Regions from separate parts of the Mus musculus genome. Here all the other regions are linked to region 1. A link is a loop called in an ENCODE intact Hi-C map of the cell type or tissue named here. Cell type or tissue: heart. All regions are shown on one strand. Region 1 holds the start of Sh3glb1 (SH3-domain GRB2-like B1 (endophilin)). Region 2 has its middle 73 kb from the start of Selenof. Region 3 holds the start of Bcl10 (B cell leukemia/lymphoma 10). Region 4 has its middle 47 kb from the start of Selenof. Region 5 holds the start of Hs2st1 (heparan sulfate 2-O-sulfotransferase 1). Region 6 has its middle 2.7 kb from the start of Lmo4. Region 7 has its middle 26 kb from the start of Clca3a1.

Region 1 (4,000 bases):
ACTCAAATACAGATTTTTTTTTAAATCTTTCTACAGCGTATAACGTACAGATACTCTTGTTCCCTATTAATATATAGTAAAATCCTCACAAATAATCCAACTTTTAGTTTTTGTCTATAATGGCATTAAATAGCAAAAAATACTGTCACAGGCCAAATGATAGACAACAGAAGAAACCACGGTTTGTTTTATCTCCTTTTAACAGGGTCGACGTGCACCCATCCACTCCACCCCCGTTTTTCCTGTTTTCTTTTCTTTCAGTTGGGACTGGAACCAATGGCCTAACACTTACACTTGGAAAATTCTACCCACTGAGCTCCAGCCTCAGAACTTCCTCCCGATTTTTTAAAATTATATAGACCTAAAGCCTGCAGAGAGGTTCCAGAGATCGTAAGACTCCTTTCGTTCTTGCTTGATAGCAGCAAAGCAAATGTCAACAGCTGCGTCTCCTGTAACTATTCTCTCCTTCTTCGATAGCACAAGCTCTGTCTTGTCTAAGACAACAATACGTACTGTTAAAGACAAGACCTACCATTCTCTCACAAATGCTCTTAGTTTTTTTTAACAGAGCACATTGCATTTATTCGATCGAACTGCCATTGTGAGGACCTAAATGGCCCAGTTCTCACTAACGATGTGAAAATGAAAGTTTACGAGCTGGGGGTTATGGAATGCTTGTTTTAAAGGAGAAAGGGACACTGAGCTGGTGTGTACTTTTGCCTCTCCCCTTCATTTCCTTTCTAATGTGAGAACATATGTGTGATATCTAGAGGTTCCAGAGGCATCTTGAAACACCAAAATGAAAGTTACATGATAAGACCTGTAAAACAGGATCTATTGGACAGTGGTTTGGTCCCCAGGATAAAGGAAGTGGGGAGAAGAAAAAGGAGGGAGGAACAAGAAAGAAAAACAAAGACAGGAGGGTGATGGGTTTGAAGCGGTCTTTGGATACCTGAAGCCAGGCTAGGTCGCATGAGGCCTTTTCTCAGAAAACAGAAACTAAATTAGCTGAGTGTAGTGTGGGTGTCTGGGTGGGTGGGTGTGGGGGGAAGGGCTCATGCCTTTATCACACAGCTAAGAGTTGGAAGGTTGAGGCCCTGCCAGACAGTAGGTACTCAGGAGTGAAGGAATGTATAACCGGATAGGAACCTTGTCTTTCTTCTCCATTGTCTCTCTGAAATGCTCTTATATACCTTCCCAGGGGATGGGAGATACTTTCTAAATATGCCTCAGATGACCACCAGCCACCAAAGGGACTGAACCCTTCAGCACCTACTCAATGCCTCACACACAATAGGTCCTCAACAGTGAGTCAAAGTATAATAGGGTAGGGGACAATGAAGACAATCCCGTTCAGCAAAGATTGGCTAGGTGTCTACCCAAGCCATAGGTAGCCTTTGACCCCAGACCCAATACAGGAAATCCGGGCCAATGATTCTATAGTGTCAGTTCTGTTTCCTTTTAAGGAACGTTTTGTCCATGCTTTTCTAAGGAACTTTTGTCCGGGCGATTCTGTCACAGACACTCACTGAGATGCTGTGGGAGGGAATCAGGGTGAGAGCCCAGGAGGCTCTCGTTCTGGTAAGAACTTCCACTGATGCTCTGACACTGGCTTGGTGCTTAGTGAGCTGTCAGGAGAGCCTCAGCCGCGGCTCCACCCAGTGGTGAATCCTCGGCCACCCTGCAGGGGTCGCTGTTCCCATGAGAACCTCTGCAGCGGCTCCACCCAGTGGTGAATCCTCGGCCTCCCTGCAGGGGTCGCTGTTCCCATGAGAACCTCTGCAGCGGCTCCACCCAGTGGTGAATCCTCGGCCACCCTGCAGGGGTCGCTGTTCCCGCGAGGACACCCCCGCCCCCCACCCCACGCCATCGGTGAGGCCACGCCCCCCTCCCGGCCGGCTGTTTTCCGCCGCGGTTGCACAGTCGCCGGGCGGCGGGGCGGGGCGGGGCCTTCCTCCGGACGCGACCTCGGTCCCCGTGGCTCGCAGCTGCTCGGCGACGCGACAGGCCCAGCGTGTGAGCGGAGAGGCGCGCGCTCGCGGGCGCCCGCCCTCTTCCCTCCCCCGCCTCCCCGCCAGGAAACGACAGCTGCGCGGGGCTGGCGCCGCCTCCCGCCACCTACCACGTCCGCCCCGCCGTCGCCGTCGCCCGGCGCCCCAGCCCGGCCGCGGCGCTCCCCGCCTCCCCGCTAGCGCAGCCGGCGGCTCTGCCCGGCTGCCGCCCGGCATGAACATCATGGATTTCAACGTGAAGAAGCTGGCGGCCGACGCGGGCACCTTCCTCAGCCGGGCCGTGCAGGTACGGCGGCGGCGGTTGGGGCCGGGCGGGGTGGTGGCGCCGGGGAGGGCGAGCGGAGGGCGGGTCGGGGACGGCGTCGCCCTGGTACCCAGGCCTGCCGATGGGCGCGGCCTGGCGCCCCTGCCCCGCTGGCCGTTTCCGCCTCGCTCGCCCGGCCGCCGCCGCCCCGCGCCCCGGCAGGCGAGTCGGGACGCGGCCCAGGGCGGACACCTTGGGTTCACCCCGGGGCGGAGGCCTCGGTGCCCCAGCCGGCGAGGCAGGGCACGCCGAGCACCTTGGCGCCACCCCCACCCTCCGCTGCGCTCGCTCTCGCCCTCCGGGCCGCGTCCGACCGAGAAGGGAGTTTCCTTTTCCTGCCCCTCAACGCAGAGGAGCTGCCAGCTCAGTTCCCACCAGCCCTCGCTGCTGCCCCTTGGAAGGATTGTCCCAGAGCTTAGCAGCCCGTGGGGGAGATGGAGATTGCCTGTCCCTGTCGGTGTCCCAGCTTCACCAAGGACGCAGGACACCTAGGATTAGGGGTGCCCTGACGCGTTCCCCAGATGGGCTATATAGAGCAGGGGTGAGAGGAGGACGCGATTCACGTTGTTGTCACATTGGAGGGGACCGGGCACGCTTGGCTTCAGGCGCACTTGGAAGGGAAAAGTTCACTGCGTCTCCTTATTCTGTGATTAAGGAAGTGTCAGCAATAGGGAACTTGGGCAGATTTTTTACAGTCAACACCCACATTATGCAAACTCAGTTAAATCTCGGAGCAGATGTCAATTTCACAACGTGGCTTGTAAACAATCTGGTATTGAAGTTAGTGACATAGGGTAGCAGCAGCCCTCTGTTCCGGAAAGAGAAAACAAAAGTAATGTCCCATGTGCCAAAATCCCACCGAACTATAAATCTCACGTGTGCTGCTTTATTTCTTGATTCATTTCATTTTACTGGCACTGTGAATATCATATTTCGTTATCCTTGGCAAAAGAATCGGACAGTTCCCCAGGGTAATGACTGCCTATCTTATGAAAAATAGTATGACGAGCAGTTTACTGTGCATTGAACGTACTAGCTGCAGCCCATCTCTGTCACTTTGCCAGAGAGGCATTGTTCGCCCTCCCTTAAAAAGGAAGCAGTCTTAGAGAGGGTAAATAAACTGGCTTGACTTGCTTGGCTAGCAGACAACCAAAGTTGCCCTCTGACCCACTACTTACTATACTAGAGGCTGCGTTTTCCCTCAGAATGATCATCACGGGGTTAAGATATGTAAAATAGCAATATGATGTGGCCCCAAGAGAACTTAAAGATCATTTGGTAAAATCTGAACTCTTACCAACAGTGAGTAACGCTTAGGGATGGGAGATTCCACCTCGCTTTTGATTCCCTGGACCAGTGCACTGTGTGAGAAGCTCACAGCCATACTCGCCCCTTAATCCTCCTTCCTCCCCAGAAATGTGTGATTCAATAATTGGGGGATGAGATGAGGTGTTTTTAGACTTAACATTAACTCAGTAGAGGAGCCGAGGCTGTGGTAAGTTTTGTTTAGTGTTGCTTACCTGTTACTCCAGGTATTTAATGTGACAGATACTACATAATCCACAGTTTAATACAATTATGTGTCTCAATCAGACACAAAATACATAATTCAATCTAAATTATTGAAAGACTCAATTTTAGAAAGTAAAGCTAGAAATTTTCATAAAAATTATACTTCCCCAAT
Region 2 (4,000 bases), 77 kb after region 1:
TTATTACACAGACAAGCCTTCTGACCACAGTAGCCATGGAAATTCACGGTGGCTCACACTGAGGAGCCCTGTCCTAGGGTCAGGAACTATGTCATTCTGTCCCCACCAAGGCTACACTGGGCTCAGCAGATCCACATGGTGAAAAAAGAGAATCAAGTCCTGCACATTGTCTTCTGACCTCCACCCACGCACGGTGGTGCATGTTCCCAGGAAAGGCACATGCACAAGATAAAAATGTAATTAGAAGGATTGTTTGCAGATCCAAAACCAGGTTACCTACAGTGGTTCTACTTACCCTCACTGGCGTTAACGGCCTTCCATGTCCAGGCCTTTGGCTATCAGGTATAGGAGTTGAGATGCATTCATGTGGCTCAGTGATTAAGACCACATATAGCCTAGTCTATAGCGAGTTCCAGGCTGTACGCAGAAACCCTGTTCTCAGTTACTGCTGAGGAACCTGGTTTACTTCCTGCCACACACATAAGGCTCACAACCATCTGTAATTCCAGTTCCAGGCCACTCTTGTGGCCTCCATGAGCACCAGGCATGCAGGTGCTACACATAATTACATAATACAAATATATATGTAGACAAATACTCATATACATAAAAATAAACAAATACATCTTAAAATAAATCTTTACAAACAAAAAAATTATTCTTATCAGACACTAGCTTCCATGGATCCATATGCTACAAGCATCCTCAGACAGCATATAAAACCTACAACAGAGTGTTTCGTTTCTCTGCAATCAGCCTGCCTGGGATCACCAGTAACATATTTGGTAAGTTCATTGATTAATGACTTTCTATATTTTTTAAACTAATAAAATACCTTGTAACTGCCCTCACGGTGTGTTTTGTAACTAATAAAATATCACCTATCTGCTTGCACAGTGGAACCTATCTTTCTTAGCAACCTGACTCTGTGTTCCCGGGCCATGGAATTCACGTTTGGCTCGAGAACAAGGTCTCTCTTCTTCCCTTTGAGATGAGAGCAGTGCTTTGAATTAACAGTGTCGCCTGGGATGGAGAGAGCTGGGTGTTCAGCAGTGGCCATTCCTTTTACACTGGGATTACAAAACATGAAAAGGAAGCTTTGGGGAGCTGTAATCCTGACTGAATTAGTACCACATTTTTATTAGACCTTAAAACAAACAAACAAATCAGGTTTTATATTTAGCACAGTTTCAGATTCCCATAAAAAAAAAAAAGTCCAAAGATGTCTATACACACATGAATGACTCCCCCATTTAACCATGTCCCCCGACTCAAGAATGTGTGTCACACAGCATCCTGGTGACAAATTCTTCACAAGCTTGTAGAGCCATCAGAACTTGTCAAACTGTACTCTTTAACCATATTTAGCTCACTGGATGCCAAATACAAAGATGATTTTTTAAAAAATTATCAGGGGTATAACACCATTTCAAAAGTAGAATGGAAGTCTTTTTGTTTTCCTTAGCACTCCATCTTCTGCCTGAAATCTGACTTACTATGCACCCCAGACAAACATCAGCCCCCTGTGCTATGTTCCTGCTATTGACCTCTGTGGCCAGTGACCAGTATTCTAGACATCTGCTTCCACCCTCAGAATACAGCTCAACAGCTGCTAGTAGGTGGAGCCCATCCAGACCCAAGAGCAACTGTTCCAACAGCTGAGGAATGCTGGAGGGGTGGGCAGAAGTCTGAGAGCCGCTGGCTGGAAGGATAACACACAGCTGCCACAGGAAACCTGGCTGACACCCAGTCCTCACTTGGGGTCAGAAAAAGGATGGCTTAAACAGGATAATAACGTCTGGTGTTGTCTCTGCCCCTAATCTCTGTCCTGTTGACCCTCCAGGCTGTAAAGAAGCTAGCTGCATTGTCTGTCTGTCATTATCTTAAACTATACTTAGAGACATGGGCTATTTAGCAAGCCTGTGCCTGTCTTCCTAAAAGCTGGGAGAATCTTTGACCCTGGCTTCTAAGCACAGTAAACAAGGGCTCCCTTGGTTGCCAGCAAGCTCAAAGTGCTCATTAAGCAAGAAGGTTTCTGGCCAGTGGCTGGAATGACATCATGCTTCCTCCTGGAATCCAACTAGAGGTAAAAATCAGGTCATTCCATTTACAAGGAGACAATGCTCCCTTCCACTGCCTGTTTCTGGGCTTGCTGGCCTTCCAAGAGATCAGTGAGAGAGAGAGGGCTATTTGAACTCGTGCTTTGAGAACATCTCTTAAACCACCTGTCTTCATTCCCCGTGATACATAATGTCATCTCGCTCTGAGTGGCTATGTTAGAGAGCAAGGTGACCCTCACTTAACCATTCCAGACTTTTCAAAGTGTGCACTTGACAAGACATGGCAGCGGCAGCTAGGCCTTGTTAGTTAATGCGGAGACAGCCCTTCACACTCATTAACACAGTACAAGAGGAAGGAAGGAAATGTTCTTTTTTAATCTCTTAATACCGTTGATCGCTTTGATGAGAGGGAGAGAAAGATACTAGAGTCTTAAAAGAGGTCCACTCAAATTTCTTTAAGGTGAAACACAAATGAACAGTTTTCAGAAAGCACTGATCTACAGTCTGCTCTTTTTCTTTTCCTCTTCTTCCTAAAGCTCTCTTCAGAGTTCTTTAGGATTTAACATTATTCAACTCAGAGACCCAGATCTTTTCTGAGTCTATAAAATTTTAGTTTATGTTATGGTATTTGTTCCTGTGATAACATAACTTATCAAACTTAACAATTGTGTTCGTCAGTTTTCTGTTACCGTAACAAACAACCTGAGATGGTCAGCTTTTAAAAGAGTGAAGTTTGGAAGGTTTCTGCCCCTGGTGGGTTGGTTGGTCCTTTTGCACGGGGACCGTAAAGGGAACACATATCCATTTTCTATTGTGTCTAGGAAGCAAGGACCCCACAATAACATTTTAGGGCACATGCCCAGTGACAAAGACCTCTGTGACGGTTAATCTAGTCAACGTCACTGCATCTGGACTCAACTATGAGAAACATCTCTAGAAGCATCTGTGGGGCTGTCTGCACAAAGGTTTAACCAAGCAGAGACACTTTACCCTCAATTTGAGCTGGGCCGTCCTATTGGCTGCCATCCCAGACTGGACAACAAAGAACAGAGTTGGAGGCCAGGGTTCTTCACTCTCTGTTTCCTGACTGAGAACGGCTGTGGTCAGCTGCCTCAGAGTCTTACCACTGAGCCTTCCCCACCAGCTGGACTGTATCCCCTCAAACTGTGAGCCAAATAAACTATTCCCATAAGGCACTACTCAAAAGGAGTTTGAGAAAGCCCAGAGCAATAAGAAAAGTACCTAGTACAGCCTTCACTCCAGCCATTACTTCCCAGTGGCACAGGAGCAGAAGGGAAGCCTTTGTGTACCTTTGGGGTACATTCAGATCCAAACCATAGCAACGATGCTATCGCCTTATAGATTATCCTTCCCCCACCAACTGTGTACATTGAATCACCTACCAATTCTCTCATAAATGATTTGAATAAGACCTTAGCATGTGCCACCTGCTTATTTGAGAATTATCTTCTTAGTTGTTTAGACATTGTGCTTTGACACTCTCCCTGCATTTAACCAAGCTAGAAATAGCAGATGATTCCCCATCTTGAGAAAAAAATGGACCAATATTAGTTTGGTTTCCCTGGAAGTAAATCCTAAGACACGGATTTGAGAGCACTATTGTATTTTGGCAGTTCAGAGACTCCTAGAAAAGATATGAGAAAGTGACAAAGGAACGGAAGGCAGCTAGCCTCCTGTCACTGTAGGCAGCAACAGAGTTCAGAACCACAGCTAAACTGCAACTGTTAAACATACAGAAAACTGGAATACTCAACTACTGCATAAAAATAAGGATGTGACCACCCCAAAGTTTGGAGAAGGTTTTTATTGTAGATACGAGGGAGAGTACAGCCAGAGGTGATGGAACTAGGCGGCTGATTCCAACAAAATCACACACACACACACACACACACACACACACACACACACACACGGGTCTC
Region 3 (4,000 bases), 1.2 Mb before region 1:
GCCTGCAGCACTCTCCTCCCCTATCTACAGACAGGTCTTGTCTTGTTTTGCCAGCTATAAAATGAAAAGCAATTCTCTCCTTATAGGTACTTTAATGATTGTGAGAAAATTCAAAACTGTGGAACATGGGAACAGAGCTCCCAGACTTTACACTTAGGGTTTACTGTCCTCTTAAGGACTATAGTGGGTATCAAAGACCTTGTTTCAAGTAGAATGTGTAGCTTTCCATACAGCAGGTGCCCTACCAACTCCACTGAACACGGAAACTATGGCAGTTATCCTGGCCGTACCTTTCCCTCCTGGTACTTAGCTCTATCAGTTGTAATTATGGGCACAGCGCAATAAACTTTACAAGGGGTAAGTATGGTAGAAAAAGGGGTCTGAAGCACACATACATCTTCAACAACTTGAGGTTAAGTTCGTAAAGACGATTTTTCGGCAGCATTTTGGTGCTAAGTAAGAACGAGTTACCGGTTTTTAATGTGAATTCATGTATATTATCTAAGTTGTGCTCATTTGATTTTTTTTTTTTTTCTGGCAAAAGAAGTTAAAAGGAAGGAAAAAAAAAACGAAGCACGTTGTGGTTAAAGCCATTTCCTCAAATATTACTGTGTCTGTGAAGTTCTACATGGTCTAAGCAGAAGAGTCCAATTTAGTCGGGAGTATTTTCAACGTTTACCTGGGAACCAAGTCTCAGCGAGAAGTACGCACACCCCCTTCATTTAAATACGTGGGCGTCTGATTACTCGGGGAATTCCAGGGCGTGCGTTCAGCTGGCGAGCTTTCCGCAGCCCCCGATAGAGACCAGTTTCACCCATCTGCTCTACGCCCGGGGATGCCTGGTCCAAAGCCCGCTGTGGGCACACTCCGGCGGCTCCCTAGGCTAGCAGCTCCCGCGGCGGTGGCGTGGGATGGGGGATCGGCAGGATGGAAAGCCACCAGCGACGAGCGGATGGCAAGGAAACATCCAAGCCCACCGACAGGCTTAACCGCGGACTCCCGGGTCGCTGGTGGATCGTCTCCAGCCAGCTCCCGGGAAGCAGGCAGGTCGTGCTGTGCCAGGACCCCGCGCTCTTCCGACCTGAAGTTCCCCGTCGCTCAGCTCCGGGTTTCCGCTTTCCTCCGCCCGCCCGCCCCGCTGCGCCCCGCTGCGCCCAGCCCGGCGGAGCTACTCACGTCCTTCTTCACTTCAGTCAAATCCTCCTCCGTGAGGGACGGTGCGGGAGCCTCCATGGCCCAGGCCGGGATGGCGTCCTTCCGGCCCGCGCCACCCCGCCCAGACTAAGGGCTCGGGCCTCCGGGAATCAGGCTGTGACTTCGGGGGGACTAGGAACAGAAGCGGGGGAACGGCCGGCTCACGGACGAGGAGGTGGAGACCTCAACGCCCCACTTCCGGCTCCGCCCCTGGGGCCAGCGGTGCCGCGCTCAGCGTTCTTCCTAACTCAGGCACCACCCTTCGGCGAGGCGGGTCTGCCTGCAGGCCCCACCCACCTACGTGCCAGCCAATCAGTACTACCCTCGGTTACGTCTCTGCTTCCGCAGTGGCTCCGCCCACAGCGGGCGTCCCTCTAACCACGCCCCCTTGTCATTTACATAGGCTTGCGGATTGGACGCCTGAAGGATTTGTTTCCGTGGGCGGAGCACTGGCCGCTCAGTTTAGCGGGATCTCCCCGCCTTCGCAGACTCCTCGTTTGGGTGGAGTGTGGGCTGAGTCGGCCAGAGCATTTTGGTTTGCTTCTCTTTTCCAGATGTTGCGGAACAATTTCCTGTTGTGCTGAGCCAGGTTTTACAGTTGCGTGATCATACGTATATGTATACACGCACACATAACTTCCGTTTGAGGGCCTGCTCTGGGGGGCCACTGCCATTTACCACCTAGAACTAGGGAGACAGGAGCAAGGAGATCTTGAGAGCAGAAAACAAAACGACAAAACACAAAGAAAAAAAAAAAACTGTTAAAAGATTTAAAAATTACCTGCAATCCCATCAATTTAGCAGCACAGGTAGTGTTTGGGTACTTTTAAGTCTCTATTCATTAGAAGCATTTCTCCTTATTAATCTATGCAGTAGAGACAAATTTAAAAAGCTAGGGCCTCTAGGAGTATATTTAAGGTTCTGAAGCTACTTGGTACACAGTTACACTCTCTTATTGTTATCCTTTATCTCTGTTCAGTAAGTAAATTCTAGGGATGCTCTGATGGGGAAGTTGTTTATTGGAGGCCAAATGGCTATTTTCAGAACGATATTTTAACTCGTAGCCCGTGCAAAACGTGTCCTAGTGGATGAGGTGCTCCACATAGAGTCCTAGGCAGAAAATGATTATGTGGTCGATGAAGTAAATCTGCAAGTGTAGACTGAAATGTCAAGAGGACCAAAGGCAACAGGAATCTTTATCTAAAACAAAAGAACCAGTAGAGGCTTAAAGCCACATCTCTGTAGCTTTGATCAGAGTTCTGGAATCTTGGTGTTTACATTATGCCAGGTCTTTTTTTACGCTGATGTCTAGTATACTAGAGTGTTTTCCTGTGTCCTTAGTCATCCGTTGTCTTGTTATAACCCAATTTGCTTAATCATTTGCTCTTTCCTGTAGCAACCATCTGTTGAATGGCAACTACTGAACTACACCCAGATCTTCTTCTAGCAAATCAAACACCTCTGTCCTCCAGCTAGGGTGTGGTGGCACAAGCTAGCTAGCTGTGTTGGCCAACCAACTGCTTGCATCTGACCCAGCTATAAGCAGGAATAAATCATAAACTTACTTAAAACATTAGGAGGGTTTTTTCCTTTTTGCATTTTTTCCCCACATTTTGGATATGTAGGTTTTTTTTTGTTTGAACCCTGCAGATAAGAATATCCTGTCTCAAAATAAAAAACAATAGACCCAGTCATAAGTATTGTCAAAGTTCAAGGTTATTCTGGGCTACTTAGTAAATTACTGGGACAACCTGTGCTATATAGTAGGAGCCTGGCTCCAACAAACAGAAAAAACAACAATAACATCTGTTTCTTCGTGAAATTTACATTAAAGCACGTATTTGTTTGGGGGTGGAAAAGGTAGACATTTGAAAAGTTTCGTGTGTAAAGTGTTTAATATGCTAGAATCTCATAAATACTAAGAGGGAAAGCGACGCTGGGAAATGGAAAAGGTGGAGATGGAGACCACACGGAGATAAAGGATACATTTCCCACGTGCAGGAAGTGAGGGAGGAGCCGTTGGACAGAGGGAAAAAGGGAAAAAGAGCTCTCAGTGGAGAGCCCTGCAATGCAGAGGCTGGGTGGCTGGGGAGGTGAACTCTGCTACGGGCAGAGTTTAATCTGACTTTGCCCAGAGTCATACAGGTTTACTCTGAGTCAGAAGGAAAGCCGCTGCAGGCTTCAGAGGAGCAGAGGGACATATGCAAACTATGCTTTCACTGTTCTGCAAGCTGGCCAGCTACTGCTCTAATCTAGACCCCAGGAGGTAGAGGCCTGGCTGGATTGGGAGCAGTGAGAGAGAGGAGAGCAGGCTGGGTGAGAAAGGCCAGGGCGTTTGACTTTGTTTTGAAAGGCTCCCTGTTGCTATCAAGAAAAGACCAGAGTGCAGAAGAAAGGATGGGAGTCAGAGAAACAGCTGGAAGATTTCATTCTCCAGCCACCCAGATATAGGGCACTGTGATGAATACTCACTACCATCACAAAAAAAAAAATGTCAAGCAATCTTCCTTCTTGTTTTCTTGGGAATAATGTCTATGTTTTCAGGCAAATGTTGAACTGGGTTCAAGCCATCCGCCTTCTTCAGCTTGTGCATGATCATGGCCTGTGAATCTCAATCCTGAGTTTCTAATGTATCACCATTCCTCCATTGGCAAACTCATTTCCCTCCCTTTCGGCTAAGTCACAGGGCCAGACTATAAAGGCATAGCTTCAAGCAAACAAGCCTGTCCTTTCTTTGCAATAAGTACCGATTCCCAAACGCTAACAGGAACCTGCATTTCCATCTAACTTACAAGTGTACCTATAT
Region 4 (4,000 bases), 100 kb after region 1:
GTTCCCCAGCTGAAGAGTTCTGAATTCACGCAGTTGAATCCTTCTCAACAGTCTGTTTTACGGGAACCTTTATGACCGTGACCCGCAGTTCTGGTTCCGGAATGAGGGATCTTCCTTGCGCCAGTGATGGTTAATTCCCGTCCCGAGTTTTTTTGTTCCGGGTTTTTTCTTCCCGGATTTTCTCGTCCCGGGTTTCGGCACCAACTCTTACACGCGTTCTCACGACCGGCCAGGAAAGACACAACAAACCAGAATCTTCTGCGGCAAAACTTTATTGCTTACATCTTCAGGAGCAAGAGTGCAAAACTCAAACCCAAAAACGAAAGCGAAACCCCGTCCCTATTTAGGAGAGTTATCCTTCGCCTAGGACGTATCACTCCCTGATTGGCTGCAGCCCATGGCCGAGTTGTTGCCACGGGGAAGGCAGAGTACATGGGGTGGAGAAATACCCTTGGCACATGCGCAGATTATTTGTTTACCACTTAGAACACAGCTGTCAGCGCCATCTTGTGACGGCGAATGTGGGGGCGGCTTCCCACAGTGAGGGTCTCAGTTCAGCTCTGAGAACCCACACAAAAGCCAGGCTCTGCGGACCTGATGCTGTGGTTGGGAAGACAGGAAGTAGTGCAGCAGCCATTGCATTAGGCCCTGGAGCTACAATCCACGATGAGCCACGGTCATTGTCTTCTCGAGGTGGACATGTCTGTGGAGATCGTACCTCCAGTAATCCATGGTATTAATTGTATGTCACATGATCGACAATAGTGGCAAGAATGGGCACATTTTTCTATTCTCTTTTTTTTTTCTTGGTTTTTCGGGACAGGGTTTCTCTGTGTAGCCCTGGCTGTCCTGGAACTCACTCTGTAGACCAGGCTGGCCTCAAACTCAGAAATCTGCCTGCCTCTGCCTCTCAAGTGCTGGGATTAAAGGCGTGTGTCACCACACCCGGCATCCTTTTTCTATTCTTAAAACACAGTATTTTTTTCATTTTCTCCCTTTTACCCCCTCCCCTAACTGTCTGAAAAAGGTATCAGGCGAGGCCAAGCAGAAGAGGCAGTGGTCCAGCAGGGCCACGAGCTATGGCAAGACTAACATCCTAGTTAGTTTTATCCGTTAGCTTTAAGTAGTTAGCTCTGACACACCCTAGAGTCAGCTGAGAGGAACTCTCACCCAAGGACCTGGAGGATTGCTCTGTATTGGACTGACCTAGGGGCATGTCTGTAGGGTATGATCTTAATTGTTAGTTGAAGTTGGAGAGCCCACTGTTTGAGACACCATTCCCCTGGCACGTGGTAGTCCTGCACTGTATTATAAAAACCAAGCTGATGGGGCCAGGAGATGACTCAGTGGTCAAGAGCACCGGCTGTTCTTCCAGATGACCCAAGTTCAATTCCAGGCACCCACACAGTGGCTCACAACCATGTGTAGCTCCAGTTCCAGGGGACTGACAACTTCCTCTGACCTCCTAGGGTGCCATTCACAGACATACACACAGACAATCACATCAAAGTGATCCAAAGCCATACCACAGGAAACAGCGTGGGTCACCAGAGTCAGTGCCGTGAAATGACTGGTTAACGTGTTAACGTGTTAGCTGATAATGCATAAGCTGACTAGCCAGCATCAGACGGACTGAAGGCACTCTACAGCTCTGGCTGGAACTGCTTACAATGTCAGCATCTATCCCGAAGTCTAAAATAGAAGCAGAAGTCAGGAATGTTCCAAATGAGGAAGACGTTGAGACTCATGGGAAGCAGAAAAAATGTGTGATCCTGGCTTGAATCCTCTGCTTATAAAAAGCTGCCGATTCCACCGGAAAATCTTAAGTGGACTTGGCTGGAAGAAGGATGTAGGGCAATTCTTTGTAACTATTCTTGTAACTTTTCCACAGGAAACTATTTGAAAAAAAATTAAGTAGTATGATTGCTGTGGCAATACAGCTTATTTGAGCTACTGGTGTGGCTGAGAGAATAACAGGGTGCTGTTGGGTGGGAGATGGGTTGGGGATAACAAACAGGTGGCTCTGAGCAAGAAAGCGTGTTTGTCAGAGGGAAGGAGGATTCATGGTTTGAGCTTCCCTCGTTTGAGCTGTGAGTTTCTTCTTCCCAGCCATGTTGGCCCAAGCACCTTACCTCGAAACTCTCTGTTGCCCTCCCTGCTAGCACTGTCTGTCTACCAGATGCCCCCTGAAAGCACTGTCTACCAGAGGATCCTGAAGATACTGGGAAGCCGAAAGAAGGCTCCTTCAGACACTTAGGAGATATCAGTGCAGTGACATCATATGGCCAGCAGATGGCAGCAGGCAATTCTGGGAAAGAAGAGCCTACTGGAGCAGGGAGGGAGGGCTGGTGAGGCCAGGGCCTGGCTGGCTCCAGCTGTTGGCTCTCTGTGAATTACAGCCTCCTGCCAGGCAACAGAGCCTCCTACAACCCAACCTTGCTCTCTGGAAATAATGGGGGAAAGAGAAGGAGGGCTGAGAGAAAAGTCTTCATTGTGTTTTTGAAGAAAGATGCTTTTATTTCTTCCAATAATGCAGGAGAGAAAAGGAGAAGCCATCATTTCGCAGAACTTGAATGAAATGCCTCAGAGTCCTGGGAGTTAATAGAAAGAGTTGGATTCACTGGTGAGAGGGCGGGACACACCCTCAGTACTCAGGACAAAGGAAGAATACAGACTCAGTTCACTTGTAGTGTGGAGGCAGGGGCTTGAGAATCAGATGAGCCAATCTGTGCATTACAGGGTGTGGTTAAGTATTCGAAAAATCGCTGCAATTGTTGCTACTTATTGGACACTTATTGAGGGCCAGCAAATAACACCCGGCACCAACCCAAGTGTTCGGTGTGTGCTCTATCATGAAATCTCTTCCAGAGTTATGTGTGTGTATGTATTTTGCATATTTCACATTTAAAATTTCAGGCTTAGAGATTGTAACTCATTAATATAAGTTTGTGAGGGTGTTTTACTGTGTGCCTACTGGGGACATACTGACAAGACCAGGGTTGAGGACAAACATGATCCTTCTCTTTTTGTAACTTACTGTCTAGCTGTGAATCCTAGGGTTGAGAACAGAGCCAGGACTTGATTTCAGGTTGGTCAGATACAAACGACTTCTGCTGCCGTTCTAATAACAATAATCGCAATAAAGCTGCACCATTGCTTGCTGTTTAGCACCCCGCTTCCTCCGAGCAGGCCTTTATTAAACCTCTCATTTGTAAAGTAGAAGTTAAAAACACCTAGTTTATAGTTGTCTGGAGAATAAATAAGATAATTCTAATTAAATGCTTACTGTAGTCTGGCATCAAAACTCATCAATAACAGGTCATTGTCATTACTAGGACTGCCTTGGGGTCTGAGATCACACACACACACACAAGTCTCATTAACACATCCTGAGAACTGTCCAAGATTAGACTGTGTCCAGCCTTGAGGTGGAGGAGAGGTTTCATCCCGGAGATGCTAGTTGCTGTTGTTGTTGTTTTGCCTTTGGGAGGGTCACTCCATCATTCTCTCTCCATGTGTCCTGGATGTGGCTGGCCCCAACCCCACCAGGGCTAGACAGATAACTCAGAGCAAGCCGTGTGGGATAATTCCTCCTCCCTGTTGATCATCAATCGAAGGATGAGTATCTCATCCAAATAGCCAATGAGAGTCACTTCAAGGGCTTTTCAAAGAGTTACCAGAAAAGAAATGATCTTTCAACTGAGGCTATTTGCAGGAAGGAATATCAGAACTGAAAGAAGCTGAGAGCAAGGTCACCCGGGAGAAAGACTGTATGTAGTCAATGGATGGCTTGAGAATCCTGATGACATCATCCGAGCCCTGGAGCCAGGGGCTGGCAAGCTTTTACTGGAAAAGGCAGGATCATAAATATATCAGATCATTCCTGCGAGGACCCAACGCATTATGGCTTGAGAGCGGCCTTAGACACTGTGTAAAGAAGTTACGTGGCTTCGTGCCACTAAAACTATTTACAGGAGCACTTGATGGGGCCCGGAGAGAT
Region 5 (4,000 bases), 150 kb after region 1:
ACACAGTGGGAGGATCTGGCTTTCTGTTTTTAGCCTTGTCTCCCAGGAGGGAATCTGTGATCTCCATGGCAAGGTCTTAAGAGGCTTCTGCTCTTTTGGAGTATTGTCCTGAGACGGCTGTGAAAAAGAAGTCAGTCATTTACTGGGAGATGAGTTAGCAGCAGAACTGAGCGGTCCCTGTTAATGGCACTGACTAGAACTACAGTAGCTTTGGGTTTTTAGTTAAATTCACCAACTAGCTCAAACAGTGCATCCATGAGGGAACTGCTTCACTAACATAAAGGATGGTTAAATTGTTTAAAAACATTGATTGGCAAGGGGGTGGGGGCAGGTATTTACAAAGCCATAGCCTACTGAGATTTTGAAGATAGTTTGAAAACATTACTCCTTTGTTACTTTTGGTAGTGGTAACACATTCAAACGACTACAATGGGAGGGAAAAGCCAACAATTTACTTATGTTTCCAGTATAAAAGTTTAAAGGGATGTTCCCTAAGTGTTTTCTGAAGTACCAGATGTTTCAAAACAACATTGTATTGCAATGTAAGACGCTAAGAATCCACTCTTTGGACAAAGTAAGAAAAGCAGAGACAACGTTTGTGAACTATAAGACCTATGAAGAACAGAGTATTTAGAGACCTACGGTATAATTTTAACTTTCCAAAATCTTGGACAAATCACTTAAGTATCCTAAGTACAAAGACATGTAAATATGGGTGGAAAACTCCCATAGAGGAATTTACCAAAAATACAGTTGCTTCATGAGTAGCTAAGTAAGTCAAAACCAGGTTAACTCCTTTCAGAGATTTAGAACCCGTGTCGTCTGGTTAACGAGGAAAACCGCTTGTCTGGACCAAAACCCTTTAAGGTTTGGGAGTTTGTAAGCAGCGGTAGTTTCATTCACTTGTGTCTCACTCAAAGAAACGTCCCTCCTTTCTAAGCATTACTGACTATGTACCCTCTGTGCTCTGAAAAACCGATCCTAGCTGCCTGAAGCGAGGAAACCATCGTCTCTAGAGCTCCGGCTGGAATTCTGCCACGTTTCATTCCGGATGGAAGCGGCCGCTAAGGCAGCCCGTTCCACGGGCGGCTCCCAAGCGTGGCCCCGGGTTTGCCCTTCCACATCCGCGCTCTCCGACCAGCCTTGAGGCAGCCCCAGAGGCGGTCCACACTCACCGCTTGAAACGCAGTCGCCAGCAGCAAGCGCAGCCCCAGAGCGGGCCGCAGCCACCCACCCTGCCCTGCCGCCATCCCTGCGGTCTGCCGTCAATCTTCAGGGGTCTGAGGACCCCTGTGCCGGGGACGTCCACTGCACTGCCTGACGCGAAACCCGCCGCGAAAGGCCACTGCTACAAGCCTATTATCCCACAAAGACGAGTGTTAGTTAGGCGACCATGGGAGCCTGTAAGTGATCGATTGTTAAACAGTCCTCAGGTTCTTTTAGAGATTCAAATTAGGCATTTTCCTAAACTCCCCACACCGGGGCTTCTTATTCACGACATTCAATCGGCTATCCACGAAGCCCCAGCTCGGCCATCAGTAGCCCCGCCTCCTCCAAGTTTACCCAATCGGACAACGCCTTGCTTGAGTCCCGTGACAAGGAACCCAACCGTAAATCGAACCGAAAGGGCGAGAAGCGGCCTCTCTTCGGACCAATGAACACCACTGTACCGGAGGATGGGGGTGGAGCCTCTGGTTGCCGGGCAGCGTGCGTCAAGGCGTGCGCGTGGTGGCCGAGGGGGAGGGGAGGGGGCGGGCCGAGGGCGGCGCAGCCGCAGCCGCATCGCCACCGGAGGAGCGCGCGGCCGCGAGCGACCGAGGGAGGGAAGGGAGGAAGCGAGGGAAGAGGGCGTGCGGCCGTGGGGTCCCGAAGCCAGGGGGCAGCGGCAGCGGCAGCGGCAGGAGGGCGCCAGGGCCGTCGAGTGGGCCGGGGAGAAGCGTGCACCAGGCGGCCGGCGCTGGCTCCCGCGGGCGGGAGACCGGAGAGGAGGAGGGGGTCGCTGCGGCGCGGCAGTCCGCGCAGCTCCCGGGTCGGGGTCTCCTCCCGGCGCTTCGGTCGCCCTCGGGGCCCCGCTCCCCGCCCCCCGCGGTATGTCTTGATCGCGAGCGGCGGGTTTCATGGGGCTCCTCAGGATTATGATGCCGCCCAAGTTGCAGCTGCTGGCGGTGGTGGCCTTCGCGGTGGCGATGCTCTTCTTGGAGAACCAGATCCAGAAGCTGGAGGAGTCCCGGGCGAAGCTAGGTGAGGCAGCCGAGCGGTGCGCCGGGGCCGGGCTGGCGGGTGGGCATTGCCGGCTATAGCAAGTGGGCTTCCTCAGGGGGCCTCGGAGAACCTCGAGAGCTGGGACCCGGGCACGTCGAGCTCCCGCCACCGGGGAGGGAAGCTGGGCTGATGAGCTGCACGCGCGAGGTCTCTGGCCAGAGGGCTGCCCCGTCGGCCCTTCACTGAGAGAGGGGACCCAGGTCTGCCTGGAGCTGGTGCTGCTGGAGGACACAAACGCTCCCTCTCTCTTCTCTTCCAAATCGTTCTGCAAAGCCCCAGTCATGTGCAGAGATGGGGACTGGAATTTGAATTAGGGGCACCTGGGCACAGGATCCTTTGGGGATGGTGGTCGTGGGGAGATTCGTCGCGGGGAGATGGGTAGAAATGGAAGGAGACTCCGGGAATGATGGGGAGTGAAAGCGGCTCACCGTAGTGAGTGGCAGGCATGCCTGAGCCTAGGGCAGTAAGGGACCTTAGAACTGACAGCTTTGGTAGGCTGGCGGTGTGGGACAGCGGAGCCGATGATGGCACGAAAAGGAGACATCTGGGGGACTGAAGTTCTTTATGAGTGACGCTAAACTGGTTGATTTGGGCTTCAGAGTGGGGTCGTAAGTTTAGGCTGATTGCATGTACAAGAGGGGAACGTTGAGGGTTTGGAATTGCAGGGTTTACCTTGTGAAAGGAAAAGAGTGGGGAGAGTGAACCATATGGGTCTCTTAAAGCGTCTCTCTCAGTGCCCGAATGGAAAAGGGTGCTTGAAACACAAAATTGGAGTGCGAACTTGTGCAACAGCAGTCGAAAGCGCGGATAGTCGGGTGCTTCCGGATAGTGGAGAACTTTGGTATTTGGAAGTGCTCTGGAGACAGGGACTTAATCATTGACGCGTTTTGATTTAAAAATGTATGTGACACTTGAAAATCAGCTCAGAGAATGTAATTTGAATATGGGAAACAGCTTTTGCATACACTTTGACCTTGCCTGTTTCTTAAACACGATTTAAAGTTACCTTGAGGAACAGCTAGATGCAGCTTGGGGGTGCGGATTAATTTTCAAGAAAAGAAGTACCAGAAAAGAATTTAAATTTTATATATAGTAGATATTTCCAAGTTTTTGGTAGATTTTAAGGAAGCCTTGAACACATTTTAAAGAATAGTGTTATAAAAGCAAGAATCGTTTGATTGATGTCCAGCTCCGTGTGAAAGAGAAGCCAAAGGTACTTGCAGTCCAGTCCTCCTTTCTAGAGTGAAATTTGAAGAACTACTGAATGTATGTACTGGATTTAGAAAGGTTTTATGTGCTAAAAGTTATTCAGTTTAAATATTGAAGGTTGAACAGTATCTCCTTTTGCCTTTCACGTGGCTCATCTGTACAACATTTACAGTCAGAGTCTGGCCTCATTCATGATCCAGTTTTACAGGAAAGAAAGTGACTCAGCTTACAATAAATTAAAAGTTGTTAAAATGAGCACTTGTATTTACTATTTCTTCAATTGGCTTTTGGAATTCTCTAGCTGTAGAGGCTCAACCTGATTGAATGTGCCTATTGTCTTCCTGACCTAACAGTTTCCTCTCCAGCGCTTGGAAGCTGTTTGTGGACGCCACCAGAATAGCTGAGGATATAGAACACCACAGGTAGAACCATGCGTACCCTCATAGTTTTCATAAATGGGAAAAAAAAAGTCCTGTCAGGAATAAGTGCGTCCAAATGAGTATCTATGAGGGAAACAGCAATTATGCGC
Region 6 (4,000 bases), 510 kb after region 1:
AGATAACAAAAGGTAAAATGAATTACATTGTATGGTTTTAGTTCCTTTTTCAATAAGTAGCCGTTTCCTTTGTCTTGGGGAGGTGGTAATTGATTTTAAATAGGATCACTGTTTTTGACAGAATGTATAATTTTAATATACTCAGTAGTAGTGACTCAGGTACATACACATTGCCTCATGTATACACTGGTTTTTGTACCTATTATTAATTAAACAATATAAATAATTTTATGGTTGGGGTCACCACAACATGGGGGACTTTAAGAAGGTTGAGGGCCACTGCTTTAGAAGGTCTGAGGGAGCACACGGTAGACTCAGGCAAATAGTCTGTTAATTGCTTTGCAGAATATCACTTGTGCTTGGAGATTGTTGACCGACTTACATATGTCTGGAGACATCGTCACTTCAAAGAAATCGTCACTAAGGCCATATTCCTAAATGAAGATTTACCAATAGATTTGGGGTGTAGTTAAAGTTCTGCTCTCCTTATAAACACCAACATGGGGGAAAAGGGTCTTTTTATTTATTTTTAACCATTCTAATTAAAGTTGACTGGCGTGAAAATAACCCATGCCTGCCCCTTTTTCCCCATCACCTTTCCCACCTTCCCTGTCACTGCTACGAGCTTCACAATGTCCTGACAAAACAGAAAAATTAAAAGCAACTTCTATCTTCAATTATGTGTGCAATTACAACAGTCTCAGTGCTGTTTCAACATGGCCACTCTCGTGTTTTCTTCAGCCATGTTCTGTTTCATTTCAATAAAAATCAATTTCTTCACTATGGTTTTAATTTCCTCATAAGATACACGTTAGGCTAGGTCTTTCTATCTAAAACTAAGTAGCATAAATAATTAAATAATTCGGTGGGATAGTTACCACATATAATCACTGAGAGTTTTTTTTTTTTTTTTTTAAATGCTGGAATAAAGCAACTGCTTCTTTTATCACGTGAAACAGTTCTTTCTCACCCCTCCCTTTCCTTCTCTTTCTTTCAAAACAGTTCGTTTTTGAGACAAAAATCTCATGTGGCTTAAGCTGTCTTGGACTTTTCTACACAGCCGAGGATGACCCGGAGTTTCTGATTCTCCCATGAGCTCCTTCTGAGCCGCAGGACCGCAGGCGTGCGCTACCACACCCGGTACGAGACTCCGGATCATACCTGCGGTACCAACGCTCGACCAACTGAGTTATATTCCCTAGTTCCCGCCTTGCTTTTCCCTTCTTCCTGTTTTCATTCCTCTTCTTTCCCCTTTTGAGGGTCTTGGTGGCTACAAATTTCCCAGGTCAAGCGGTCTTCCTTCCTCAGACTCCCAAGTGTCTGGGATAATAGGCACGGATGAGCAGTATCAAAACCTGTTCAGTTTTAACTCCTATTCTTACAAGCTTCAGCGTTCCTGGGTCCTAGTTACTGCACTGTGTGCCGCACACCCAGCCTAGAGAAACGCAACCCACCAGCTAGTCTACCTTAGTGTTTAGTTCCCTCACTATGGCAACTCTACTGGACCTTTGGAGTTCTAAGGATCTCTCTGATGGCAGAGTAATGGACAATCATCCTTGTAAAATGTCCTTTCTAAACAGCCTCCAATCAGAAACCAGCTTTGCACTGGCCTTCTAAGGGCACAATCTCTTCTCCTTTTCCTCATCAAAGAGCTAGATGCTTATCTTCAACTCCTGCCTATAAAGTCCAGGAGTAAGACCTTAGTTGAGAAGATGAAGTACAGAAAAATAATTTCAGGGCAAGTAGGGAAAGCAAAGGCTTTATCTGGGATCCATTCGGCTCCTATGTTGAATAAAGCCCCTGAAACGGGTTGTGTTTCTTTAAAAAAAAAAAAAAGTACCGGAGTTGTATGTCTCATTTTAGATAACTGGCTGAATGGTGACATCAGCAGGTCTTCCCAGGCCAACAGACACAATGCAACAGTATTCGGAATGAGTTAATTTTACTTTACATTACAATGATTTCTTGGAGCTATTTTTATAATGGTCTGAACACTTGTATTATATGTACCCTTCTCCAGCAGGGACTTGTATAGCATTTTTGAGTGTTTAGGATCACTGAAATCAGACTGGCATTGGTTTTTCTCTCAGTCCAGGCGCTTTTGAGAATACAGAGGGGAATCTTGCTGCTACCTGGAAGAGACAGGGATGTTTGGAGAGTAAAGGATGCAGAAATAAAGACTACCCAGAGGTGGCGCTGTGGTTAAAGTACACCTGAATTTTGATTACAGTGACTGCATTCCCTTCCTACTCCTCAAAGATGTTAGCCTCTACAACCTTTGAGCTTCTGTAACCACAGTGAAGCAAGATTTCTGGTAATATATCCCCGCCCATTCCACTTTACTGGAGTGTGTGTGCAGACTTCACACACAATCCGAATCAAAACACTAAAACCACCTCTAAAAGTTTAGGCCCCGGGGTAGCCTGGAGACAAAAGTTCAAAGTCCCATCTTTCCGACCCTTCCCCTTTCCTTCCCTCCACAAAGACCACCCAGACCCTTAGAGAGTCATTTAGTGATACCTGAGCACATTCCCCCTTAATTTACAACATTTCATTTTAGAATTACATATTCATTTTCATGTTCATACTTTAGGAAATACCACAACTCACCATGATTCTGTATGATATGTGTGCTGGTTTTTGTTTTTGTTTTTTTTTAAATCATTTTAAAGGAAAAGAAAATAAAGACCTTTTTTTTTTATGTACAATAAGGGGCTTGTACAGGTATGGAAATCTTCCCATATGATGTATTTTAATACAACAGTAGCCATGAAGATCTTGTGCAGGCCCGAAATCTCAGAGGGGAAGCAGAAGTATATCTACTTCTGCATCTGGTCTTAAAAGCAAAAAATCCCTGATTGCCTAGTTTTGATTGATTTAAATTGTAATGAGTCAGAGATGAACCCAGATATTACAATGTCTTATATCTTAAAGTGTCCTCTCCTCCTTTGAGGTTATTGTTTTGCTTTGCTTTGGGTTTTTTGTTAGGACAAAATAATAATAATAATAAAAAAACCTCTTTCCTAAATTGGTCTGTTTTCATCATGACCTTCTGCAGCTGTTGTCTGTATAGGACATTCCAATTATTATCACGTTGATTTTTTTTTAATAAAAAAGCTTTTAAGGTGAATGATCATAAGAACACAACGTTAAATACAAATCCATAAAAATAATTTTTAACTGTAGCATGTTAGGAACTCAAGGAGCTAGAATCCAGAAATGAGTATTTTTAACTGGTATTAAAACCACCCTCTTCCTGGTTTCATAGGCAATATTTATTCCTTTGCCCTAATTTTGGCAGTTTAAAGAACCAAAATTCTGCACACAGCTGCTAGGACTGTAGATTTTTTGCCTGATTTTTCTTCAACTTCCTTTCTTCCAAGCTTCTCCCACAAGACTGGTTTTAGTTAATGATACTTAGCAGTACAGCTTTGCACTTCCATGATAATTTCCAACAGAAAAATCTCTCTGGAACTTACTATTAATAATCAACCCTAGTATTAACCTCAGATCGGAGATTTATTAAACCTATTTGGCAGAGTAAAGTTGAATAACTTGATGTTCAAGGATCCAGGCTGAGCTCTGGCCCTGGAAAGAGGCTCTGAAGCTAGCTAGCATTCCTCAAATCTTGGTTTGTACAAGAAACGACTAGTCTTTTTTCAGGGTCGTGAGCTAGCAGCAGGTCTGGCAAATGCTCGCATCGCTTTAGGGGGCTACGAGGGAGCTAGCATCACACCCTCTACACTGAAGCAGAATGGTGAGCAAAAAGCTTTGCCCATAAAGTTTCCTTCATCTCTGAAAACCAGGGTGTGATTTGCATTCACCAGCAACTGACAAGCATCTATGAAATGCCTCCTCCTTCCAGTTTACACTGGGGTTAATGGGAGCAAGATGGGGTTAAGCTGGCAGTACTTAGGTAGGAACTACTTCCCACTTTGCTTAAGGTTTTGAAATCTGCAACCCGAAGAATTAAACAAAACACCCGCTTTTGCACCTCCCT
Region 7 (4,000 bases), 67 kb before region 1:
ACTATTTTTTTTCTTCCTCAGCTAATTATTTCATTGTTGCTAATGCTGCTGGCGTTGTTTTGCAAACCAGCCAGTGGCTCACATGAACTGAGTTTCACCTGGGAGGCCAACCAGGCCTGAAAGAGAGGGAAACTAGGCAGGAGAGAGAGAGAGAGAGAGAGAGAGAGAGAGAGAGAGAGAGAGAGAGAGAGAGAGAGAAATGGAGCCAAGACAATATTCTGATCAAGGCTCAAATGTTTAATGGCGACTGCACTTATAAAAAGGGGGGTAGGGAGGCCCATTCCCTTAAATTCATCCTTGGAGCCTGGAACTAGCTGCAGGTGCTGACGTGCAGGATAGGGCATAGTCTCTGGAATAGCAGTATATTGAAGAGAAACATTGACAGTGGCTGAACAATAGAGTGATCCTGGGATAAAGGCTCCACCTTAGGTAATCTCCTTAGGGGCAGCAAGGTCAAGTTCTGGCTCAGCCAGCTTCAGGCTAAGAAAAGGTTACAAATTGTTATTTGAAACAGAGTTTTACTAAGTATGTCACCCTGGCTAGCCTGGAACTTTCTATGTAAACCAGGCTGGCCTGAAACAGAGATCCACCTACCTCTGCCTTTTGAGTGCTGGAATTAGAGGGTTGCACCACCACACTTAGCCATGTGAGACTTTAAATATTATAGGTTGTTTATCAACTCAAGATAACAAGAAACATCACTTAAGGTTTCTATACTTCACTCCGTTGACCTGGGTGACTAGGTAAACTATTAAATAAAATGTGCATGGTTTTCAAGTAGAGCAGCAGATTTTGCTCTTTATCCTAAGATTAGTAAAAAGACATTAGTGGTTGAAAGCAAAGGAGTAACTTAGTGAAAAAAAATGTTTAAGTTTGGAAGGGTTTTATAATTATGAGGTAACTAGAAGGCCTTGATGGCCTATTTCCTGAGACTAAGGAAATATTGTTAATTTTTCTTTAGATGCATAAATGGTATTACAGTAATATTTAACAAGAAAGTTCATACCATCTAATGGATAAGATGAAGAGAATTTTATGACACCTGTGCACAAGTAGACCCTTGGATGGAGGCAAGAGTGTTATAGAAAAGAATAAAGAAATGACAAGGGAGACCTTGGGAAATTTCCATTAGAGTCCAGGAAAATAGAGACATGGGGGCTGAGACCACATCAGAAGTGCTACCAGGCACTGCCAGAGGAACTCTCAGGAGAGGGCAGTCAAAGCATCACACAGGCAAAGCAGGAGAGGGTTCTTAAGGAAATAATGCAGGTAAAGTTAACACATCGAAGCAATACCTGGACAATGGGTAAATTCTCAACACACTGTCTTACGGTGATGAGTGAGATAAAAACAGTGTAGAAAAATTACTGCTGGAAGAAGAAAACGAAAATAGTTCTTGGGCACAGTGGTAGAAGGGGCCACGTTTGAGTGATCCAGGGTAAATGGAGATTCATAGGCACTGAGGCTGTAATTGCTAACCTTGTTTTCAAGGTTTTGACCTCTAAGGGAAGGAAGGAGATGAGAAGAGGGCCAGGGTTGTGAGGGTGACTAGCAGCAGTGTCTGTGGTTGTGACAATGAGAGAACTGAGGTTCCATTCAGGAGGTCCTGGCTTACATATTCAAGTGCTGGTAAGAATTCTGTAGGAAAGGGGAACAAATGAAAAGATAAGTACATACATTCGACAGTAGTAAAGGCAGAATTCAAGGCACTGGGAAAGGCCTGGTTGCTGACGACAGAGGACGTTTTTATTGTCCCAGGAGCGAGAGGGTCAAGTGTACACAGGATGGGAAGGGCCTTTCCCTGCTCCCTTCCCCAGGAACGAACAGAACAGTTGTCTGGGCTGAGCAGGACCCCAGCACCTAGGAGACTAGGCAAGAGGATTACACTGTCGGGGCCAGCCTAAGCCAGAGAGACGCTGTCTCCAAAGCAGACAAATAAAAAGAGAAAAAAAGAAATATTCATACAAAGCAACTGTATGCCCCCTCCCCAGTACCCTCTCCCACCTGTCCCTCTGTCTGTCCATCCCTCATTCTCTCACCCCGTTGCTCTCATGCTTACATTTAGACCTGTGTCACACATGCTTCATCTATATTTACAGAGAGAGACAGAAACAAATGTCACCACTGGCTAACTCTGAGTATCTGAGTGACTGGCAGCTCTCATCCCACTGCATTTCTGTGCTATTTGGGTATTTTAATGGCCATACATTGAAGCCATTAAGTCAGTAAAGTATTTGTCTTAAAATCCAAAAGTGATGTAAGCCAGAAACATGATGTGCATGTGAGCATGTATACACACATCATCTAAGACACATCCATGTCAGACAAACCTATACACAGACAGAAACTGAAAACACAAGCAGTACAGAAAGCTACAAATTCAAAGTCAACACCTCCTCCCACCCTTTCTTCTCCAGCATCCTCACAGACTCTGCCAGCAGCCAACAAAGCACACATATAGTGGAGAGTCGGCAAAGGACCAGAGTTCAGTTCTCAGTGATCCTGGGTGGGAAGTAACCGTGGGAAGCTACAGGGTCTATAGCTATGCTGATTTCTCCTCTGGCTTCTGAGTGCACCAGGCACACAAGTGGTCCGTGGACATATATGCAGGCAAAACACTCAAATACAAATTTTTTTAAAATCTTTCTACAGTGTCTAACGTACAGATACTCTTGACTACTATTGTTCCCTATTAATATATAGTAAAATCCTCACAAATAATTCAACTTTTAGTTTTTGTCTATAATGGCATTAAATAGCAAAAAATACTGTCACAGGCCAAATGATAGACAACAGAAGAAACCACAGTTTATTTTATCTCCTTTTAACAGGGTCAACGTTCACCCATCCACTCCACCCCAGTTTTTCCTGTAAGTTTTTTCTTTCAGTTGTGACTGGAACCGATGGCCTAACACTTACACTTGGAAAATTCTACCCACTGAGCTCCAGCCTCAGAATTTCCTCGTGATTTTTTTTTAATTATATAACTGACCTAAAACCTGCAGAGAGGATCCAGAGAGCGTGAGACTCCTTTCATTCTTGCATGACAGCCGCAGAGCAAATATCAACAGCTGCGTCTCCTGTAACTATTCTCTCCTTCTTCGCTAGCACAAGCTCTGTCTTGTCCAAGACAACAATACATACTGTTAAAGACAAGACCTACCATTCTCTCACAAATGCTCTTAGTTTTTTTTTTTTAACAGAGCACATTTCCTTTATTAGATCAAACTGCCATTGCGAGGACCTAAATGGCCCAGTTCTCACTAATAATGTGAAAATGAAAGTTTGCGAGCTGAGAGTTATGGAATGCTTGATTTAAAGGAGAAAGGGACACTGAGCTGGTGTGTACTTTTGCCTTTTCCCTTCATTTCCTTTCTAATTTGAGAACATATGTGTGATACCTAGAGGTTCCAGAGGCATCTTGAAACACCAAAATGAAAGTTACATGATAAGAACTGTAAAACAGGATCTATCGGACAGTGGTTTGGTCTTTGCTGTCAGGATACTTAATTTTTTCTTGTTCTTTCTTCTTTGCACATGATTACTTAACAAACCACAACCAACAGCAATAAACTGTGTCTCATTTAAATTTAAAGCACCTTTAGCTGGATAGTTCTTCATTCTGACATCGCACTATGAAGCAAACATACCATTTGCTTACATAGGACATCAAACTAATATGATCTAACAAAATTGGTTGTTATTACTTCACCATGCCATTTTTCCATGCAAAATGATGCACTCATGTATCATTAATAAAATGGTAAATATTAAACATGAATGACTTTTTAAGGCAAGATCCGTTTATCCCAAGATACATAGCAGAAAATGACCTCTAACTCCTGCTCTGCCTGCCCCTCATCTCAATTGTTGATATCATAGATATATGTCACCATATCTATTCTATGAATTGCTGGGGATCAAACCTAGGGTTTGGTGCATAAGGAGCACCATTACTGTGCTGTATCACAGACATGAATAACTTCATAATTCTCAAAGT

Evidence for each region. Hi-C counts contacts between places; a loop is a spot of excess contacts. Peaks named below come from ENCODE experiments on the same cell type or tissue, not always from the same donor. Only the 100,000 strongest peaks of a DNase experiment are listed, where the experiment ranks them.
Region 2: a loop joins it to region 1, with 5 times the contacts of the local background. A loop is called at or near these places in 3 of 42 quality-filtered maps.
Region 3: a loop joins it to region 1, with 7 times the contacts of the local background. A loop is called at or near these places in 4 of 42 quality-filtered maps.
Region 4: it touches region 1 in a loop (4-fold over the local background); 9 of 42 quality-filtered maps call a loop at or near these places.
Region 5: a loop joins it to region 1, with 6 times the contacts of the local background. A loop is called at or near these places in 7 of 42 quality-filtered maps.
Region 6: a loop joins it to region 1, with 3 times the contacts of the local background. A loop is called at or near these places in 8 of 42 quality-filtered maps.
Region 7: it touches region 1 in a loop (11-fold over the local background); 3 of 42 quality-filtered maps call a loop at or near these places.

What each region holds. Positions count from the first base shown.
Region 1 is chr3:144,718,280-144,722,279 of GRCm38, reverse strand. It overlaps Sh3glb1 (SH3-domain GRB2-like B1 (endophilin)), which reads left to right and starts at 1,945. Exons shown (of 9, transcript NM_019464.3): 1 at 1,945-2,298. The coding sequence starts at 2,227. In heart, no CTCF peak of the experiment used is centred here; DNase peaks (open chromatin) are centred at 2,059, 2,789 and 3,379; H3K4me3 peaks cover 3,020 bases; H3K27ac peaks cover 3,062 bases.
Region 2 is chr3:144,641,410-144,645,409 of GRCm38, reverse strand. No RefSeq gene overlaps it. Among named protein-coding and RNA genes, the nearest start is that of Selenof, 73 kb to the right of the region's middle. In heart, no CTCF peak of the experiment used is centred here; DNase peaks (open chromatin) are centred at 1,659 and 2,019; H3K27ac peaks cover 1,384 bases.
Region 3 is chr3:145,921,692-145,925,691 of GRCm38, reverse strand. Bcl10 (B cell leukemia/lymphoma 10) reads right to left here and starts at 1,430. Exons shown (of 3, transcript NM_009740.2): 1 at 1,177-1,430. The coding sequence starts at 1,233. In heart, no CTCF peak of the experiment used is centred here; DNase peaks (open chromatin) are centred at 861, 1,501 and 3,481; H3K4me3 peaks cover 2,187 bases; H3K27ac peaks cover 2,581 bases.
Region 4 is chr3:144,615,523-144,619,522 of GRCm38, reverse strand. No RefSeq gene overlaps it. Among named protein-coding and RNA genes, the nearest start is that of Selenof, 47 kb to the right of the region's middle. In heart, CTCF peaks have their summits at 2,074 and 2,277 (motif pointing right); DNase peaks (open chromatin) are centred at 1,632 and 2,292; H3K27ac peaks cover 745 bases.
Region 5 is chr3:144,567,975-144,571,974 of GRCm38, reverse strand. Hs2st1 (heparan sulfate 2-O-sulfotransferase 1) reads left to right here and starts at 1,759. Exons shown (of 7, transcript NM_011828.4): 1 at 1,759-2,241. The coding sequence starts at 2,118. Selenof (selenoprotein F) reads right to left here and starts at 1,548. Exons shown (of 5, transcript NM_053102.2): 1 at 1,176-1,548. The coding sequence starts at 1,250. In heart, a CTCF peak has its summit at 1,879; a DNase peak (open chromatin) is centred at 1,584; H3K4me3 peaks cover 3,644 bases; H3K27ac peaks cover 2,749 bases.
Region 6 is chr3:144,205,952-144,209,951 of GRCm38, reverse strand. No RefSeq gene overlaps it. Among named protein-coding and RNA genes, the nearest start is that of Lmo4, 2.7 kb to the right of the region's middle. In heart, a CTCF peak has its summit at 2,195; no DNase peak of the experiment used is centred here; H3K4me3 peaks cover 487 bases; H3K27ac peaks cover 484 bases.
Region 7 is chr3:144,784,792-144,788,791 of GRCm38, reverse strand. It overlaps a transcript of Clca3a2 not described here. Among named protein-coding and RNA genes, the nearest start is that of Clca3a1, 26 kb to the right of the region's middle. In heart, no CTCF peak of the experiment used is centred here; no DNase peak of the experiment used is centred here.